2 separate regions of the Homo sapiens genome follow, and region 2 is linked to region 1. The links are chromatin contacts, found by Hi-C or POLR2A ChIA-PET in ENCODE. All regions are on one chromosome and are shown on one strand. Each heading gives the region's core, a stretch centred on a gene start or an enhancer-like site at or near the end of the contact. The rest is flanking DNA. Distances are from core to core; before and after follow the strand shown. Region 1 overlaps FBXL2 (F-box and leucine rich repeat protein 2). Region 2 overlaps GLB1 (galactosidase beta 1).

Region 1 (5,744 bases), core at 1,366-3,865:
TCCCAGCACTTTGGGAGGCTGAGGCGGGCGGATCATGAGGTCAGGAGATCGAGACCATCCTGGCTAACACAGTGAAATCCCGTCTCTACTAAAAATACAAAAAAAAAATTAGCCGGGCGTGATGGCGGGCACCTGTAGTCCAAGCCACTTGGGAGGCTGAGGCAGGAGAATGGCGTGAACCCGGGAGGCGGAGCTTGCAGTGAGCCGAGATTGCACCACTGCACTCCAGCCTGGGTGACAGAGCGAGACTCCGTCTCAAAAAAAAAAAAAAATTGCTGAGTCTAGAATTCTGTAGTGACTATTTTTTGTTTTTTGTATTTTAAGGATGGTGCTCCTCTGTTTTCTTGCTTTTTCATTACCAGTGATAAATCTGCTGTCACCCTTATGTTTTATTCTCTGTACATAACATGGCTTTGTTTTCTGGCTGTTTTTAGGGTTTTCCTATCACTGGTTTCTCTCTCTCTCTCTTCCTCTCTCTGGAGTCTCACTCTGTCACCCAGGGTGGAGTGCAGTGGCACCACCTTGGCTCACTGTAACCTCCACCTCCTGAGCTCAAGTGATCCTCCCACCTCAGCCTCCCAAGTGGCTGGGACTACAGGCACACACTACCACGCATGGCTAATCTGTCACTGGTTTTGATCAATTTGGTTATTATATGCCTTGGTGTGTTTTTCTTCATGTTTCTTGCACTTGTGGTTCTTTGAGTTCCTTGGGTCTATGGGTTTATTGTTTTCATAAAGTTTGGGGAAAATTTTGGCAATTATTTCTTCAGTATTTTTTCCTTCTTCCTCTGTCTCTCTTATTTAGTGATTCCAATCGCATGTATATTAGGTTGCTTGAAGTTGTCCTACAGTTCGTTCATGCTCTGTTCTATTTCTGTTTCTGTGTTTCGTTTTTGATAGTTGCTATTGCTATGTCTTCAAGTTCACTAATCTTTTCTTCTGCCATATCTAATCTGTTGTTAATCTCATCCAGTAAAGTTTTATATCAGCCATTGTGGTTTTCATTTTTTTTTTTTTTTTGAGATGGAGTCTCGCTCTGTGGCCCAGGCTAGAGTGTAGTGGTGTGATCAAGGGTCACTGCAACCTCCACCTCCCGGGTTCAAGTGATTCTCCTGCCTCAGCCTCCCAAGCAGCTGGAACTACAGGCATGTGCCACCATACCAGCTAATTTTTTTTTTTTTTTTTTTTAGTAGAGACAGGGTTTCACCATGTTGGCCAGGCTGATCTTGAACTTCTGACCTCAAGTGATCTGCTTGCCTCAGCTTCCCAAAGTGCTGGGATTACAGGTGTGAGCCACTGCATCTGGCCGGTTTTCATATCTAAAAGTTTAACTTGGATCTCTTATTTTTCCATGTGTCTACATAACATGTTTAATTGTTAGCTTCATAGAAATATATTCTAGGCAATAACATTATAACTTTTAATACCTTTGTTGTTTATGCTATTTGTGTCAGTTTAGAGTAGGTTTTGGTGGATTACCTTTTCTCTTTATTGTGGATATATTTTCCTCCTTCTATGAAAACATGATAATTTTTTGTTCAATGCCAGACATTTTGAATTTTACTTTGTTGGGTGCAGATATTTTTGTATTCCTATAAATACTCAGGTTTTGTTCTGGGATACAGTTGACTTAATTGGGAATAGTTCCTGTTAGGTCTTGTTTTTAAGATTTGTTAGGTTGTACCAAAGCAGTGTTTAGGGCTAATTATGCGCCACTCCTAAAGGAAGACTATTCTCAATACTCTACCCAATGCCCCAAGAATTGTGGCATTTTTCACTCTTGGTTGGTAGAAATGGGCACTATTCCTTGCCCTCGGTGAGCTCTGGCTACTGTTTCCTTTAATGCTTTTTGTTCATTCTGATTCCCTGGCCTTGGGCTTTGGGTAGTTTCATCACATGCATACATTGATCAGTGTGGTACTGAATTCTTTTTGTTGTTGTTGTTGTTTTGGAGATAGAGTCTCACTGTGTTGCCTAGGCTGGTCTCAAACTCTTGGGCTCAAGGGATCCTCCTGCTTTGGTCTCCCAAAGTGCTGGGATTACAGGCATGAGCCACCATGCCTGGCCTGTACTTAATTCTTGAGGGGCACCCTCCACAGATCTCTGGAGTTCTCTTTGTGACGTTCTCTCTACTCCAATGCTCTTGCCAGATAACTCCAGCTGCCTTGGTCTTCCTAGAATTTCAGCCCCATTTCTTCATCTCAGACAGTCCCATCAGGCTTGGTTCCCCCTACCGGTACCAGGGCAGGTTGGAAGGAGCAAATCTCAAAGCTGTATTTCAGAATGATGGAGACGACCTGAGCTAGTCCTTGCTGAATATGTTAAGCAGTGAGTGGTGAATAGGGCGTTTTAATGTGCTGCTTCTGGCCTTGCTACCAACCCACAGATCAATGAGGAAGTTCCTCTTCATGACTGAATGTCCTCACCAGTAAAATGAGTGGGTCTTGATACTGATTAACTGCTAGACGTCTTCTATCAATCGCCAGAAATGGTTTCTCTGGAAAGGCTCTAGGGTAAGCAAGTGACAGCATGGCACAGTACTAGAAGATTTGCCCCCTTGGTTCAAATTGATTTTTTTGTAGAGCGGAGGGAGCAGGGAGCTAGGCCTCTATTCTCATGATTCGGTGATGACTCACCAAGCTGTGGGTAAAGGAGAACTGATTGATAGGTAGTCTAGGACTCTGCTTCTCAAAACGTGGTCCCTAGACTAGCAGCACTGGCATCACCTGGGAGTTTCTTTGAACTGCAGACTGTCGAGCCCCATTCTAGATCTATCATCAGAATCTGCACTGTGACAAGAACCCTAGCTGATTGTTACGCGCTTTAATTAAGTTTGAGGGAGCGCTGTTCTAAGCGTGAATGGTTTCATATGCCCTCTAGTGGCTGTCCAGCAACTTGCAGGGAGCTTTAAAATGTTTTCTCATTTTAGGACCTTTGCACAGAACTGCCGAAACATTGAACATTTGAACCTCAATGGATGCACAAAAATCACTGACAGGTAAGTAATGAAGATTAATTGGTGACCAAATAGCCACGGGGAGAGAGAAGGGAGAGAAACGTGGTTGAAAATATCTTTAGTGCGTCTGCTCTTTTTCAGCACGTGTTATAGCCTTAGCAGATTCTGTTCCAAGCTGAAACATCTGGATCTGACCTCCTGTGTGTCTATTACAAACAGCTCCTTGAAGGGGATCAGGTAAGAGTGCCCATTGTTTGTGTCAAGAGAAATACCCAAAGCTATGAACATTCTGGAAACCTTCTTAATGGTCACGTTGGATCCAGCAAGAAATAGGTGACTCCAAGAGGTCCCAGGCATGGTCTCCCCTTCGGAATTTCTTGTGATGTACTAAACTCAGAGTTGGTCATTAACTCTCTACAGGAGAGACTGCACATAAGTTTTTGTTTCTTGTTCTCTCAGTGAGGGCTGCCGAAACCTGGAGTACCTGAACCTCTCTTGGTGTGATCAGATCACGAAGGATGGCATCGAGGCACTGGTGCGAGGTTGTCGAGGCCTGAAAGCCCTGCTCCTGAGGGGCTGCACACAGGTACCAGAGGGTTGATACAGCTGTTTGTGTTATGTGTCAGGTGTGGGCACATCATCCAGAAAGCTGCTTTTGCATTTTTCTTGGTGTCCCACTGTTCCCTCACCTGGATTCCAGCTGTCTTTTGTTTTCTCTGTCCACTCAGTTAGAAGATGAAGCTCTGAAACACATTCAGAATTACTGCCATGAGCTTGTGAGCCTCAACTTGCAGTCCTGCTCAGTAAGTAGCGTGCCTTTCCTGAACACTGTTTGCTCTATCTTGTCTCCCAAAGCAGTCTGCCTCAGGCCTCCCTGCAGCCCCCTAGGCACCTGAGATGGGCTGTGTTGCCACACCCTGATTTCCATCCTGTGTCCTTATATAACCTACCAATTTGTCACAAGCTGGAACAACAACAACAACAAAAAGGAATCATACTCAATATAAAGCCACTGACATCTCCCCTAAAAATAATACAGACTAGGTCTTGATTTTGTTGAATAGAGTATTAGGGACGCTATTGAGGAATGCAGTGAATTGGTCACTAAATAGTTTTAAGACATGAAGTGTCTTTTTTTTTAACTTATAAATTAAGGATGATGACTCCTCTCACGTTGTTTCAGTGGATAAAATGAAATAACACATGCAAAAATGCTTTAAAGAATAAAACGCATAGGCAAGAGCAAGGTGGCATTTTCATCAGGACATTAGCCTATGAAAAACTATTGGTCCTTCTCCACTGCCATTGTAAATGTTGATAATTGAAGAGGATGCTTGCTACATCCTACCAGGTTTTCAAGGGGAACATAGATTTTGAGAAAGGTAAGGGAAAACCCTTGCATTCAGCTTTAAATGAATATATTATAAATCTTTAGAGTCCCTAGTGGTGGGGAAAAAAACCAGAAACTATCTTATGGACAAACGTTGACCATATGGGCCAGGACTACTCAAAAATAGGACCTTGACTTACGTGTAGCATAGCAGTGGCTGATGGCTTGAAGTATAATATAGATGTGCGTGTTTATTTCTATATGAAGTAGTCTGTTTAAGTGAACATATTATTTTGAATCTTCATGGCCAAATTCATAGAATTTAAGGTATTTATCAATAATTTTGTGATTTATTTAATTTTCCTATTGTCTAAAACATTTGATGAAATATAAATATATGTGTATATTGTAAATATCTAAAGCATTAATCTGCAGAAATCCAATCAAATATTAATGTCAGTTAAACTAGGAAAGCCTCAAAAGTTCTTTAATCAGATTTTTAAATTATGAGTTTATAAATTTTATGAAAAAATCTATATTTTGATGACTAGTGAGGGAGAAATGGAATTTTAAACTTTTATTCTCCATTTATATTATTTAAAATTTTTACTTTATTTTTTCCTGGATGCATGTATCTTATCTAAATTGCTGAAATATTTTAAAGCTGTGCAGAGATAACACAAGTACCTGTCTACCCTCTACTTATTTTGTTGAAGTTATTTGGATAAAATGCTAGTAATCAGCAACCAAAACTGAACAACAGCAGATACTTTTCTGCTGCTCCCGTTTTGGTATTGCTGGTGTCCTCTGACTTTTCTTTCTGTGCTGCTTTTCCTCAGCGTATCACGGATGAAGGTGTGGTGCAGATATGCAGGGGCTGTCACCGGCTACAGGCTCTCTGCCTTTCGGGTTGCAGCAACCTCACAGATGCCTCTCTTACAGCCCTGGGTTTGAACTGTCCGCGACTGCAGTGAGTACACTGCACTTTTTGCTTTGCAGCTCAGAGTTTGGCTGAGTTAACCAAGAGGGCTTCCTTCAGGAGAGGACAGGCTTGCCAGGTAGTGGTGGTGGAGGCAGTAGTTATGTTGTTGTTGGCTTTTGTTGGGTAAATTGGGGTGGGGCGTGTATAAATCCAGTTCATTGGAGGATGTACTGGGAGAGTATAAAATGTCTACCACCAGTGAATCCAAACTTTAATTTCTTAATGAATGTCACACAGTTTCCCACCTAATTTACCTCATCATGTTATTGCTTTAAGCACCCGAGTGAGCACATAGTGAGGAGAGTGATAGCCTCACATCCAAAGGACATGAGCTTCTCCTCCAGAACTGCTGCCAAATGGACAGAATGAGGGGAATATCACAATCACCTTCTTACTTAGCTTCTTCCCCAGTAGGAAAAAAAGTTTTTAACAAATAATAATTTAGGCCAGGCATGGTGGCTCATGCCTGTAATC
Region 2 (5,744 bases), core at 3,073-5,572, 310 kb before region 1:
AAACAAATGAACTTCAGCTCTACCCAATACACCAAAGAATCAGGAATATAATGTGAAGTGAAAGAAGCATGACACTGAAAAATACATACAGTACAATCCCCTTTAGAGAAAATTCAAAACAATCAAAACCAAACTATAAAGTCTGAGTACACACATAGGTGGTAAAAGTATAAAGAAAAGCAGAAAACTGATGGTCATAAGCGTCAGGACAGTGGGACGAAATGGTGTATGATCAACAAGGACACCTGGGAAGCTTCTAGGGCACTGGCCACGTGCTGTCTCCTGACCTTGGTTGGTGTTTATGTGGGTGTTCACACCATAGTGATTCATCATACTGCGCATTTACGTATGTATGCTATATTTCATTTATAAAAAATTAAAAAATACCCAACCATAACATTTTAACATGCACATAATACAAAAATATTTGTGATCCTGGGAATACATGATCTTTAAACGTAAGCACAAGAAACTGTGAGTCCCAGAAAAGAGGTGCTTAGCCTGAGTGCCTGGGAGAGATTGTTAGGGAAGGTTCCTTGGAGGGACAGCCCGAGGTAGCTCTAGAAGAAAAGGCTCTGAACTTGGGAAGGGAATGGGTAGAGGATATTCCTACATATTTGACATCACCAACAGCTCAATTTCATCCACGTGCAGAGTTGGAGAGTGGGAGAAGAATGGTGAGTGACAAAAATGAATTAAATGCTGCCGTCGTTATCTGCACAGTCCTGCCTCCCACAAGGTTTCATGAATGATCCTTCTCTCAGAGAGGATCCCTCTGGCAATACTTTCAGATTTGGGGTTCAAGAAGTAAAACAGACTGTAGCACGCATGCCCAGGACAGAGACTTCACTGGTCATGAAACCATCCTGGAAGAGGAAGTATTTGCTGCTTACAAGAGTAGAAAACTCCCATTGATGAGTTCCATGAAAGTTCCTTTTGCAATAATTTAGATAAATGCTAAGAAAAGCTTTGTAAATACTGGCAAAGTTCTTTTCTCCTCCTTTATAAGTGCTACTTACATGACTGTGTCTCCTTTTTATCATCTGGCTGTCAAGAAATTCAGAGCTAAAGATCTTAAAAGTTAGCTCCAGCAACTAAATGGTCTCACAGCCTCTGTACCTCATGTTCTCTTGAGCTCACCCCCATGCCCAAACCCAACCTTGGTTTTCTTATCATCTTGCTTTTCCAGGTCTTATTTATCCATTATCATCATTGTATCATATACTCTAAAATAAACAGGCTTGTAAAAAATGCGTACACATAATTTGGTTAGGTTTTGAGAGAGCGAGAAAAGCACAATTGCGAGGCAGCTTAGAGTTCTAGTCACAGGCACGGCTGGCAGGGGCCCAACTGTCTACATGTAAATCTGAGCTCTGCCACTTCCTACCCATGGGACTCCACCTGTAAAGTGTACCTAACTCGATGGGTTATCATGAGGATTAACTGAGTCAATACATGACTAGAACCTTGCACAGATCTGGCATCTAGTAAGTGCTCAAAATGTTAGCAGCTAAGACTCTACTCAAGTTCTATGTTACTACCAATTAGGAAAAAAAAAGGTGGGTGAAGGCTGGGGGTAGGTGAGACACACAAATGAAAAGGCTTGAAAAACCCATAGAAAAAGTCATGGCTAGGTTCAGAGGAACACCGATGTTTCTAGAGCAGGAGTCAACAAACTTTTTGAATAAAACACCAGGCTGGGCGTGGTGGCTCACGCCTGTAATCCTAGTACTTTGGGAGGCTGAGGCGGGTGGATCACTTGAGGTCAGGAGTTTGAAACCAGCCTGGCCAACATGGTGAAACCCCATCTCTACTAAAAATACAAAAAAAATTAGCCAGGCATGATGGCAGGTGCCTGTAATCCCAGCTATTTGAGAGGCTCAGGTGCGAGAATTGCTTGAACCCGGGAGGCAGAGGTTGCCATGAGCAGAGATTGCGCCACTGGATTCCAGCCTGGGTGACAGAGAAAACAAACAAACAAACAAACAAACAAAAAACCACCAGAGAGTAAATATTTTAGGTGTTGCAGCCATAGAGGTCTCCATCTCAACTACTCAACTCTGCCACTATAGTACAAAAGCGGCCACAGATGATATATAAACGGTGTGGCGATTCCAATATACTTTTACTTACAAAAAAATGTAGGTGGCAGCCATAATTTGCAGGTCTTTGTTTTAGAGTAACTGTCTCCATTCTGTAAGCTCCTTAAGCACCAGAGACTTTTAAAGATGTTGATCTTCCAAACAGTCATAAATAGGCTTATTACCTCATGATGAATGCCCTGTTAATTGGATGAAGTTAAGTTGTGGGTGGAAGGTCGTCCACTCCTAATTATTTTCACCTTGGATATTATCAATGGCTTTAGCTTTTTCAGGTAGAAACTGAGATAAACATCCACATATGCAAACCATCATAGGTGGCACTGGCTCAGCTAATCCCCCCAAAAGAGAAACATCTGCATATCTGACTGAATCATGACGATGAATAAAAGCACAGACCTGGTTTCCTGTATCTGTAACACAACAGTGTTGAGGGCCCTAAATGTTCTCAGACAGGGATTTAAGCCTTCTGGTCTGACTCATTTTTACCCTGGCTGCAAACACGTAGCTCCTCCCTGGCCATCTCAAACTCTGAGCACTGAGAGAGAAAACCAGCATCAAGAATTGAGGAAAGCCACCATTTTCTACCCTTCAACATGAATTAAGACAGAGACAGAAATCAGCTTTTACAGAAATCTTTATTTTTTTTGAGACAGAGTCTCACTTTTTTGCCCAGGCTGGAGTGCAGTGAGTGGTGTGATCACGGCTCACCACAGCCCCAACCTCCCAGGCTCAAGTGATCCTCCTGCCTCTGCCCCCTGAATGGCTGGGAACACGGGTGCATGGCAGCATACTCAGCTAATTTTTAAATTTTTTGTAGAGATGGAGTTTCACTATGTTGCCCAGGCTGGTCTTGAACTCCTGGGCTCAAGAGATCCTCCTGCCTCGGCCTCCCAAAGTGCTGGGATTACGGGCATTGAGCCATCAGCCTTGGCCCTTTTACAGAAATCTTCACACACAGAAATACTGTTTACAGGCCTGGCACAGTGGCTCATGGCTTTCATCCCAGCACTTTGGGAAGCTGAGGTGGGCGGATCATGAGGTCAAGAGATTGAGACCATCCTGACCAACATGGTGAAACCTCATCTCCACTAAAAATACACAAAATTAGCTGGCGTGGTTGCCCGCACCTGTAGTCCCAGCTATTCAGGAGGCTGAGGCAGGAGGATCACTTGAACCCAGGAGGTGGAGGTTGCAGTGAGCCGAGATCTCATCACTGCACTCAGCCTGGTGACAGAGAGAGACTCTGTCTCAAAAAACAAAAACAATAACAACAACGAAAAGAATTACTGTCTACAAATCCCCCGGTTCCTTCTTATCAAAGCAATCAGCTTCTATTCCATTCCAGAGCCGTTCGGTGGGTATGTGATGTGCACAAATGCATGATGTGCCCTCATGGCTACCAGGCAGAGGCGTGGAAGGCCAGGAGACTAGAGACACAGTGTGTCAGGGATGAAACTGCTCCCACATGTGCTTCACAAAAGGAGGCGACAGTGACGGTTCTGAAAGTCCTACGGAAGCCAATATGTCAACTGGGATGGCTTCCAGACAGAAGGAACACGTATAGGAACTGTGCGTCAGAAGGTAAGTAGGACAACCATGAAAGATGATGAAAGAATTTTGAACGATATGAAAAAGTGCTCATGACAAAGAATGAAGCAAAAAAAGCCACACAGAAAATAGGTCACACAGAATGAACTTACTCTGTAAGAAAGCAGAAAAAAAAGGCATAAAAAATATTCAAGGAAACTCCCAAAATGTGAAGAGCTTTGCTATGGCTCCTGAGGTTTGAGTAACAATTATGTTTTTTCTGCTTTCTTATGTCTATACTTGTTTATTTTGTAAACAAGGGGCAAAAATGATTAGTGGGATTCAAGCATGTGGAGATGGGAAGGGGAGAGGAGGAGGAGGAGGGGGACAGAGTCACCTGGCAGGACCCAGGGTCAAGTTAAAGTCATCTGAGGTTGCTAGGGATGGACACAAGAAGAAATATCTCCACACAGTCAACTTCATTCTCCTTTGCAGAATTAATACTTGATTATACTTTTTGTGGCATTTCCAAAACCAAAAGGGGCAGAAAAGTTGTGAGCAGAAATTGAAAGTGATTCAAGGAGAGGCAGAGACTGAAAAAAAGAGGGCATCAAAAGAGGGTTTGCACCTGAGGCCAGAAGAAAGGAAGAAGACACAGCCATGCAGAGCAAAGACGCACCCAAGTTTCAGACTTGATATCTTCATGTAGGAAAATGTGGTTCCTATTAGCTTAACCAGTACAGACACAAGATGGTAAAAACTAGGGGCACGTGGGGTGACTCACACATCCCTCTGTGAGCAGCAACCTGGCCTCTCTCAAGAAGACATCTCCTCCCACCACAAAGCCTCAGAACGGACACCCTGGCCAGTGCAGCCCTCTCAGCACCTCTGTCCACCGACACCTGAAAGGCAAAGCAGTGCCCATGCTCCCACCCTACTATGATCCATCCCCACAAGCTGCCCATAGTACTGTTCATAAGAAGGAAGCCTGGCCCACACTCCCCTAGGGAGTGCCACTTTGCATCCCTGGGATGTCCAGGATGCAGCCACTTTTACATAACTTTACTCTTTTCCATAAAAGCATCCCTGGTCATAGCTGGGCACGGTGGCTCACGCCTGTAATCCCAGCACTTTGGGAGGCTGAGGTGGGTGAATCACCTGAGGTCAGGAGTTTGAGACCAGCCTGGTCAACATGGTGAAACCCTGTCTCTACTAAAAATACAAAAACATAGCCAGGCATCGTGGTGCACGCCTGTAATGCCAGCTACTTGGGAGGCTGACACAGGAGGGTCGCCTGAACCTGGGAGGCAGAGGTTGCAGTGAGCCGAGATTGTGCCACTGCATTCCAGCCTGGGCGACAGAGCGAGACTCTGTCTCCTAAAAAAAAAAACAAAAAACCTTTACTCTTTTCCATAAGAGCATCCTTGGTCATAGCCGGGCACGGTGGCTCACGCCTGTAATCCCAGCACTTTGGAAGGCCAAGGCGGGCAGATCACCTGAGGTCAGGAGTTTGAGACCAGCCTGGCCAACATGGCGAAACCCCGTCTCTACTAAAAATACAAAAATTAGCCAGGCATGGTGGCATGCGCCTGTAATCCCAGCTACATGGGAGGCTGAGGTGGGAGAATTGCCTGAACTCAGAAGGCAGAGGTTGCAGTAAGCCGAGATTGCCCCACTGCACTCCAGCCTGGGCAACGGAATGAGACTCTCTCTCAAAAAAAAAAAAAAAAAAAAAAGAGCATCCATGGCATCCTTGGTCAATGTCCAATGAACATGGTTTTATGTTTCACCTAAGTAATTTTACCAACACCAAAAACTGTTAAAGTTCAATGTACCCCACAGTATATTAGTCCTTGCAGAGCCAAGAACACATAGAAGAAGGAGAATGGGGCAGGAAGTAAGAGAGGAAACATAACAGCCAGCCCCAATTGACCATATCCTTTTCCATTCCAGGGTTATCTGACTGTCAAGGCAGTGCCGATACCAAAGTGTTTCAGTCCACGCTGCATGCCTGCTGCCAGAAAACAATATTGCAGGAGAAACAGAGAGACAAACTCTGGGATCCACAGAATTAGGGTGCTATCCTAATTCTGCCACCTGCTGGCTGGGTGACCT

Evidence for each region. Hi-C counts contacts between places; a loop is a spot of excess contacts on that map. ChIA-PET counts read pairs that join two places held with the same protein, here RNA polymerase II (POLR2A). Pooled maps may share reads with other maps.
Region 2: a pooled map shows a loop between it and region 1 (4-fold over the local background). The contact joins two enhancer-like sites. A Hi-C loop is called at or near these places in 6 of 168 maps with a recorded cell type or tissue (B cell, CD4-positive, alpha-beta T cell, CD4-positive, alpha-beta memory T cell and 2 more), 2 of 37 single-sample maps with no recorded cell type and 11 of 50 pooled maps. POLR2A ChIA-PET finds 5 or more read pairs at or near these places in 1 of 52 experiments (activated CD4-positive, alpha-beta T cell).

What each region holds. Positions count from the first base shown.
Region 1 is chr3:33,370,161-33,375,904 of GRCh38, forward strand. FBXL2 (F-box and leucine rich repeat protein 2) reads left to right here. Exons shown (of 15, transcript NM_012157.5): 6 at 2,932-3,000; 7 at 3,100-3,195; 8 at 3,418-3,544; 9 at 3,687-3,761; 10 at 5,128-5,258. Among named protein-coding and RNA genes, the nearest start is that of UBP1, 67 kb to the right of the region's middle. Within about 2 kb of position 2,616, at least 2 of the 41 ENCODE cell types and tissues checked have a DNase peak (open chromatin) inside an H3K27ac peak, as active enhancers do.
Region 2 is chr3:33,059,434-33,065,177 of GRCh38, forward strand. All of the region lies in intron 5 of GLB1 (galactosidase beta 1), which reads right to left. Among named protein-coding and RNA genes, the nearest start is that of GLB1, 35 kb to the right of the region's middle. RefSeq lists an enhancer at 2,453-2,502. Within about 2 kb of position 4,323, at least 6 of the 41 ENCODE cell types and tissues checked have a DNase peak (open chromatin) inside an H3K27ac peak, as active enhancers do.